Regions from separate parts of the Homo sapiens genome. Here regions 2 and 3 are each linked to region 1. Evidence: read pairs that join two places in POLR2A ChIA-PET (ENCODE). Cell type or tissue: MCF 10A. All regions are shown on one strand.

The links. ChIA-PET counts read pairs that join two places held together with the same protein. Peaks named below come from ENCODE experiments on the same cell type or tissue, not always from the same donor. Only the 100,000 strongest peaks of a DNase experiment are listed, where the experiment ranks them.
Region 2: POLR2A ChIA-PET joins it to region 1 with 11 read pairs; 6 of 35 experiments call an interaction of 5 or more read pairs at or near these places.
Region 3: POLR2A ChIA-PET joins it to region 1 with 13 read pairs; 20 of 35 experiments call an interaction of 5 or more read pairs at or near these places.

Annotation. Positions count from the first base shown.
Region 1 is chrX:16,718,465-16,720,964 of GRCh38, reverse strand. It overlaps SYAP1 (synapse associated protein 1), which reads right to left and starts at 1,353. Exons shown (of 9, transcript NM_032796.4): 1 at 1,066-1,353. The coding sequence starts at 1,240. RefSeq lists an enhancer at 1,484-1,543. In MCF 10A, no CTCF peak of the experiment used is centred here; a DNase peak (open chromatin) is centred at 1,384.
Region 2 is chrX:16,806,748-16,809,247 of GRCh38, reverse strand. The region is part of intron 1 of TXLNG (taxilin gamma); the gene reads right to left. Among named protein-coding and RNA genes, the nearest start is that of TXLNG, 22 kb to the right of the region's middle. In MCF 10A, a CTCF peak has its summit at 1,548; a DNase peak (open chromatin) is centred at 1,097.
Region 3 is chrX:16,770,680-16,773,179 of GRCh38, reverse strand. No RefSeq gene overlaps it. Among named protein-coding and RNA genes, the nearest start is that of TXLNG, 15 kb to the left of the region's middle. RefSeq lists enhancers at 651-1,176, 1,177-1,702. In MCF 10A, no CTCF peak of the experiment used is centred here; DNase peaks (open chromatin) are centred at 1,179 and 1,359.

The DNA of each region.
Region 1 (2,500 bases):
CTCAGCTCACTGCAACTTCCACCTCCCCAGTTCAAGCGATTCTCCTGCCTCAGCCTCCTGAGTAGCTGGGATTACAGGTGCCCGCCACCACGCCCGGCTATTTTTTGTATTTTTAGTAGAGACGGGGTTACATCGTGTTGGCCAGGCTGGTCTCGAACTGCTGACCTCATGATCCGCCCACCTCAGCCTCTCAAAGTGCTGGGATTACAGGCCTGAGCCACCATATCCGGCCTCAAAGATGCTTTCTGTGATCACTGAAGCCCACCATGGTCTCTCCAGAAATGAGAATTACTACAGCATGTGTTTACTCCACGTCTATTATCACCTGTCCCCCAACCCCTGTAGACTGTAAACTTGGAAAGAGCACGGGCTTTAAAATGAGAAAGATCGAAGCTCAAATTCCACTTCTACCACTCACTATCAGTATAACTTTGGCCCAATAACTCTGGGCTTGTTCCCCCAACTCACTGGGGGTGTTTAACAGATGAAATGGGATATCTTTCATAAAACATCTAGTACTGCAACTTGCGTATAGCAGACAGTTGGCATTTTCTCTCCCTCCTTAAGGAAAAAGGTCTCTGTACCTAAAAAGCATTTGACCGGGGCAGACATTGACATTCAGTAACTGTCAGTTTACTTCAGACAACACGTTCTGACCTAGGGGCAAAAAATTATTTTTTCAACCAATTCAAGCTCGCCAACTATCCCCGATCTGGGGGGTGTAAATGAAGGTTTTCGAGTTGAACAAAAAAGATTCCTTGTCAAACCTGAAGACGTCGGGTCACACTGCTTGACTGCATACCTGATTCCAATGTCTGCAAACTTTGTAGACTTGTCACCAGGAACTTCAGGGACAGGACCTGACTGCTAGATGAAGCTCTGGCCTCGTCCAGATCCTCACCAATCTCTCCCGACCCGGAGAGGACTGACCGACAGACACATCTTCCTCCCCTGCCTCCCACCTCGGCCCCCTCATCCCCCAGCCAGTCGGGCCCGCGCCCCAGGGCCGTCCCAGAGGAGGAATGCGCCCCCCCCTTCCCGGTCCCAGAGCCAGGGTAGACTCACTGCCGAAGTCTTTGGCCTGGTGGAGGAGCTCCTGGTCTCCCGCTTGCTGCAGCTCCTCCTCCGCAGACTCAGCCACCGTCTCGGACGGCTGCTCGGGTGGAGCATCTCCATTGGGCTGCCCACCGCCTGCCACCGGCTGCTGCAAGCCCAACCAACTGCTCAAGCCCCGGAACATCCCGCTCGCGGGCCGCCGCCGCGGTCCCGATCCCCAGAGACCGCAGCGAGCACTGGTTGCCTTTGACTCCACTCTGCGCGACTCCCAGGGAGATGTCCGGAAGTCGGAGGAACACCGCAGCCGCCGCAGCCCCGCCTCTATGACGACTCCGCCGCGGCCGCGCAAGCGTCACTTCCGTCCAAAGGCTCCGCCCCTGGTGACGTCAGTTGTGACAACTGTTTTGTGCGCGTGGATAGGGGACAAAGAGCTTTCCCAGCGTAGCCCTGCCTTCCCTCTTTTCCTCATTCGCCAGCTTTGTAGGTGACTGACCTAGTAGGCATGTGGACGGTGTCTTTGTCACAGTCCTAGCCAGTCCCATTTTAAGATTGCCTCTAGGCAGCTTGGCTGGTGACTTAGTCTCGCCTTTTCAGGTCCCGCAGGGCTGCGTTCCCGCAGAATTGGATGTCTTTAGCCTCCTCCTGAGCCCAATTCAAAACTAACCCAAAGCCGCCAAGCCCAACAGGGAATAAGAGGACAGAATAAGGTGTTAAACAACACAATGGGATGCTGTCAGCAGAATCTAGACTATGAGAAGCCACAGGACAGACAACCTTGTTTCTTCAAATAAATTGCAAGGAAGAGAGGAGTGTGGTGGGGAACCTATAGATTAAAAAAGACTTAAGAGATGTAACACATGGCCCCTTGTGCATTTTATTAGGATCCTAATTCAGCAAACACATTGAAAAAAATAGTATGATACTTATTATAAGAACTGGAAATTTGGACACTGGGTAGTTGATAAAATTAAGGAATTGTGAAATTACAAAATTTTAATTGTGGTAAAATACACAAAATTTACCATCTTAATATGATTTACCATCTTAACCGTTTCTAAGTGTACAATTCAGTACTGTTAAGTACATTTACATTGTTGAGCAATCAATCTTCAGAACTCTTCATCTTGCAATTAAAAGAATGAAAAATAGTCCGAGTGCGGTGGCTCACGCCTGTAATCCCAGCACTTTGGAAGGCCGAGGCGGGAGGATCACAAGGTCAGGAGTTCGAGACCATCCTGGCTAACACGGTGAAACCCCGTCTCTACTGAAAATAGAAAAAAATTAGCCGGGCGTGGTGGCGGGCGCCTGTAGTCCCAGCTACTAGGGAGGCTGAGGCAGGAGAATGGCGTGAACTCGGGAGGCAGAGGTTGCAGAGTCCATTCTCAAAAAAAAAAAAAAAAGAAAAAAGAAAAATAGAACTTCATCTTGCAAAACTGAAACTACC
Region 2 (2,500 bases), 88 kb before region 1:
CTTAACCACCAAGGAGTCCAGTCGGGGAAGGGACTGACTGGGAACCAGCAGCACAAGGGAACCTCTAGGGTGTTGGTAATGCTCTGTATCTTGATGGGGATTTCAGTTACAGAGCTGCATGCATTTGCTAAAACTTAGCACATAATGTACTTCTGATGGCTTCATGGGTGAAGGGACAGATAAATGGATAACTGAAAAAGCAACCAGAGTAAAATGTCAAAGGTAAAATCTAGGTGGTGGCAAAATTGATGTTTAGTATAAACTTTGCAGTAGCTTTGAAATTTTTCATAAGATGTTGGAGGGAGAAAACATCAAGTCACATATGCTTTGATCCAGCAAATTCATTTCTTACCAGTTTTTCCTACACATATACCAGTGCATTTGTGAATGACATAATACATAAGGTTATTTATGCAGCATTATTTATGGTAGCAAAAATTCAGAAATATCCTAAATATCAATAAATAATAGACCGGATGAATAAACTGCTGTACATCCATCCAATTGAGTACCATACTGTTAAAAAAAAGAATAAGGTGGTTATATAATTACTGGTAAGGACACGTTAATAAGGGAAAAAGCAAAATACCCTGTAGCACATACCATATGCCATGATATGAGGCTTGAGGAGGTATAAATGTATGAGCAGAGTAGTATATCCAATCTCTGGCCGGACACAAAGAAACATTACTGGAGACAAACTGGGTGAGTGGGGACAAGACTTTCACAGCAGGCGTGTTTTCACCTTTTAAGTTAGGTGCCATGAGTTACCTTTACAAGAGCTTTAACATGTTTTTTAACAGCAAAATGAAGAGCTCTAATATAGTGCCTTATTTGGAAAAACAAAAGGGGAGGAAATATTTATTTAAATTCCAATCTCAAATGAAAATGAAACCAACACTGAGTAGTTTCCAGATGGATTTCTATTAGAACCCTTCCCTGCAGAAAATCAAGACACAAAAGCTATGACATCTGCATCTTGTGAGCAGCATGTGTACCTTTTAGAGAAGCACAACACTGTGCTACAAGTGTTTGTTTACAAGAGCCTTAAACACGAATAATCCCTCACCCTAGCCACTCCCCTCCGGTCAAAGGATATATTTCGCAATCTTCCTTCCACTGTCTCAATACTTGGAGCTAAGAGGACTCACTAACTGACCAAGAGATGCCTTCAAAATGGGAGGTCACCAGTTTATCAATAATAAATGACAGGAGCAAAGAACAACTATCATAGAAATTTTTGCAAATGAACATGAGGAAGTACTCTGCATTCATCAACTACTTGTAATAGCTTTTTGGATCAAAACATTCAAAACTAAGAACATGGAAATTAAAACCAGAAGGAAAAAAAAATTTTTAGGTTTCTTTCCCTTCTACCAACACCCACATTCACTTCCTAATTATTTCAACTACTGCTTGCTCACATGAGCTCAAACACCTTTGACCAGGGCCAGGCATATGCAGAGGACACAAATTACCCAGTCCTTGCCAGCAAGAGCTAGAGTGGACCTTCAGAGGGAGCAGTTGGGAAAAGTTGTGTGTATTTCTGCATTTTCCTAGACAGACATCCTTAGCTTGCCTCAGATTCCCAGTCTAGGAGGAACTTATCAAATAAGTAAAGGGAACCTTTAGCACCTCAGGCTGACACTGTGTGAGGTATTCTCAAAGTGACCCCATTTAACCTTCCCTGCCTCACTGAGATACAGGCCTTATTGTTCCCAGGTACAGAAAATGAGACTTGACGAGATTAAGTAACTCGCTCAAAATCATATTAAAATCAGTAAAAGGGGCTGGGAAAATTCAAAACCAGGTCCACCAAACTCAAGAGTCAATGTTCTCTCTATTACACTGTTTCCCTCACTTTATAAATCAGCTTTGGAAAATGCAAGTTCAAAGTCAAACAGATCTCTGACGCAGTTACAAAATAAATCTAAATTAAATGTCTAAAAATACACAGCACACTAGAAATACCAATATGCATTCAGAAAACATCATGAAAGATACGTAGAATTTTTAGCAGGGATTAACTCTGGGATTTAGGGAGGTAAGACATGTCTAATTTGGGGGTAGGGACAGCTTCAAATAATTTGAAGTGATTATTTAAGGAATTGGAGTTAGTTTGTTGTTTTTTAATTTTGTGGTTTGTTTTTGTTTTGTTTGTTTTAAGACAGAGTCTCGCTCCATCACCCAGGCTGGAGTGCAGTGGCCCTATCTCAGCTCACTGCAACCTCCACCTCCCGGGTTCAAGCGATTCTCCTGCCTCGGCCTCCTGAGTAGTTGGGACTACAGGCGTGTGCCACCACGCCTAATTTTTTTTTTTTTTTTTTTTTTGAGACAGAGTCTCGCTCTGTCCCCCAGGATGGAGTGCAGTGGCACGACCTCGGCTCACTGCAACCTCCGCCTCCCGAGTTCAAGCAATTCTCCTGCCTCAGCCTCCCGAGTAGCTGGGACTACAGGCGCGCACCACCACATCCAGCTAATTTTTTGTATTTTTAGTAGA
Region 3 (2,500 bases), 52 kb before region 1:
TTCCACAGGTAAATAACAAAAGGATTGTAAACTACTCCCTTTGCAAATCCACCCCACCCCCACCCCACCTTTCTGTGCGGCAGATGGAAAATTGAAAGCATTTCTGATTGGTTGCCTTCTTTTCTTTCTTTCTTTTTTTTTTTTTTTTTTTTTTAGGGGGGTGGGGAAGTTGTCTACCTCTGTGGCCCAGGCTGGAGTGCAGTGGCACGATCTTGGCTCACTGCAATCTCTGCCTCCCAGGTTCAGGCGATTTTTGTGCCTCAGCCTCTCAAGTAGCTGGAATTACAGGCACGTGCCACCACGCCCAGCTAAATTTTTTATTTTTAGTAGAGATAATTCCTCATGTTGGCCAGACTGGTCTCAAACTCCTGACCTCAGGTGATCCACCCGCCTTGGCCTCCCAAAGTGCCGGGGTTCCAGGCGTGAACCACCACGCCCAGCCTGATTGGTTGCTTTCTGTAGCCAATCAGACGTTTGCATAGGAGTGAGTGTAACTTTGTAACTACACTTCATCCTCTGATTGGTTGCTTTCCACAACCAAACAGACTGATTGCAGGCCGCTATTTCATTTACATAGGGTGTACACCATGTAACCAATGGGAAACCCCTAGAGGGTATTTAAATTCCAGAAAATTCTGGGGCTCTTGAGCCCCTGTACTAGGCCTGCTCCAGCCTTGTGGAATGTACTTTTGTTTTCAGTAAATCTCTGCTTTTGTTGCTTCATTCTTTCCTTGCTTTGTGCGTTTTGTCCAATTCTTTGTTCAAAACGCCAAGAACGTGGACACCCTCCACCGGTAACACAAAAGCATGCCCAACACACACATACACGGGCATTTTTGGAAGAAAAAGTGTAATCGTATTAAATATTTTTGTAAATTGCCTTTTATATTTCATTTAACATTATATTGTGAACCTTCTCTTATGTCAAATGTAGCGCTTGGACGTCATTTTTGAAAGCATTCAAGAAATCCTTTATCCAAAAGAAATCACAGTCAGGGCATCGGTGAACAAAACAAATTGGTTGAGTTTCCCGGGTGGACTCTGGACTGGGCCTTTTCCCTACCTTGCAGGCTGCAGCCATGCTTGGGAGCTACGGCATTAATCTATAGGGCAATGACTCAGCTTCATTTGCATAACCATGGTGCACTGCATGCAATATATTTACAAGTTAAAAGCCGTAGGTGTCCTTTAAACCTGCTGTTTTGAAGAATGATACTTTTCCTTACACATTCGCCTGAAAGAAGTGCTGTATGTATTTGAGCTGGGCTTAATTTCACCCTCAGTGTACCAGAGGTGGCTGTTACCTGGCAACTGCCTTTCCAAGCTTGCTGTTGTTTTTTCTTGTTTTTAGATTAATAGAGTTAGTCGTTTTTTTTTTTTTTTTAATTCTGTTACTATTTTATGAGACAGGATCTTGTTCTGCTACCTACACTGCATTGTAGTGGTACAAATATGGCTCGCTGTAGCCTCGGCCTCCTGGGCTTAGACCACCCTCTTGCCACAATGGTAAATGCCCAGCTAGTTTTTTATTTTTACATTTTAATTATTTGTTTTTTTTTATTTGTTTTTTTTTGAGACAGCGTCTCACTTTGTTGGTCAGGCTGGTCTCAAATTCCTCGGCTCAAGTGATCCTCCCACAGCGGGGATACAAGCATGAGCCACTGTGCCTGGCTTTCCCTTTTATTAAAGATTTAAGCAAAAATAAAACTAAGTAGAGTTTGTTGGGGGTTTTTTGTTTGTTTTTTGAGACAGTCTTTGTTGGGTTTTTGTTTGTTTGTTTGTTTTTTAAGACAGTTGCCCAGTCGCCCAGGCTGGAGTACAGTGGTGCAATCACAGCTCACTGCAACCTTGACCTCCCAGGCTCAAGTGATCCTCCCATCTCAGCCTCCCGAGTAGCTAGGACTACAAGTGCATGCCACCATACCTGGTGAATTTTTTGTATTTTTATTAGAGATGGGGTCTCACTATGTTGCTCAGGCTGGTATAGAACTCCTGGGCTCAAGGGATCTGCTAGCCTTGGCCTCCCAAGGTGCTGGGATTATAGGCATGAGCCACCAGGCCCAGTGAGTAGAGTTTTAACTGGGTGTTTTATTGAGGTGTGTAATGTTGGGACCTGTCTTCTCCTTGTTTTATGTAGCTGTAGTTTCTTGATTTCTCTTATGCTATGTAATATCTGACTTTTATGGTAGCTGTTTCTTTTAGTTCTACTACATATGTAGTATAGTTGTACCTGTATTTGGAGTTTACGTAGGTCTTCTCTCCAATCTTGCATTTTCTGTTTAACATTACATTTATGAGATTCATAGATTCACTCACAGCACTGTGCACAGCTGTTATTTTTTCGTGTTCTTGGCTCTTTGCTATGGTTATCACACTGTCATTATAATTCCATTCTACTGTTGATGCACATTTGGGTTGGGTGCAGCCTGAGGTCACTAGAACATCACTTTTATTGACAGTCGTGCATGTGCCACCTACTAGCACATGCCATATGATGTTT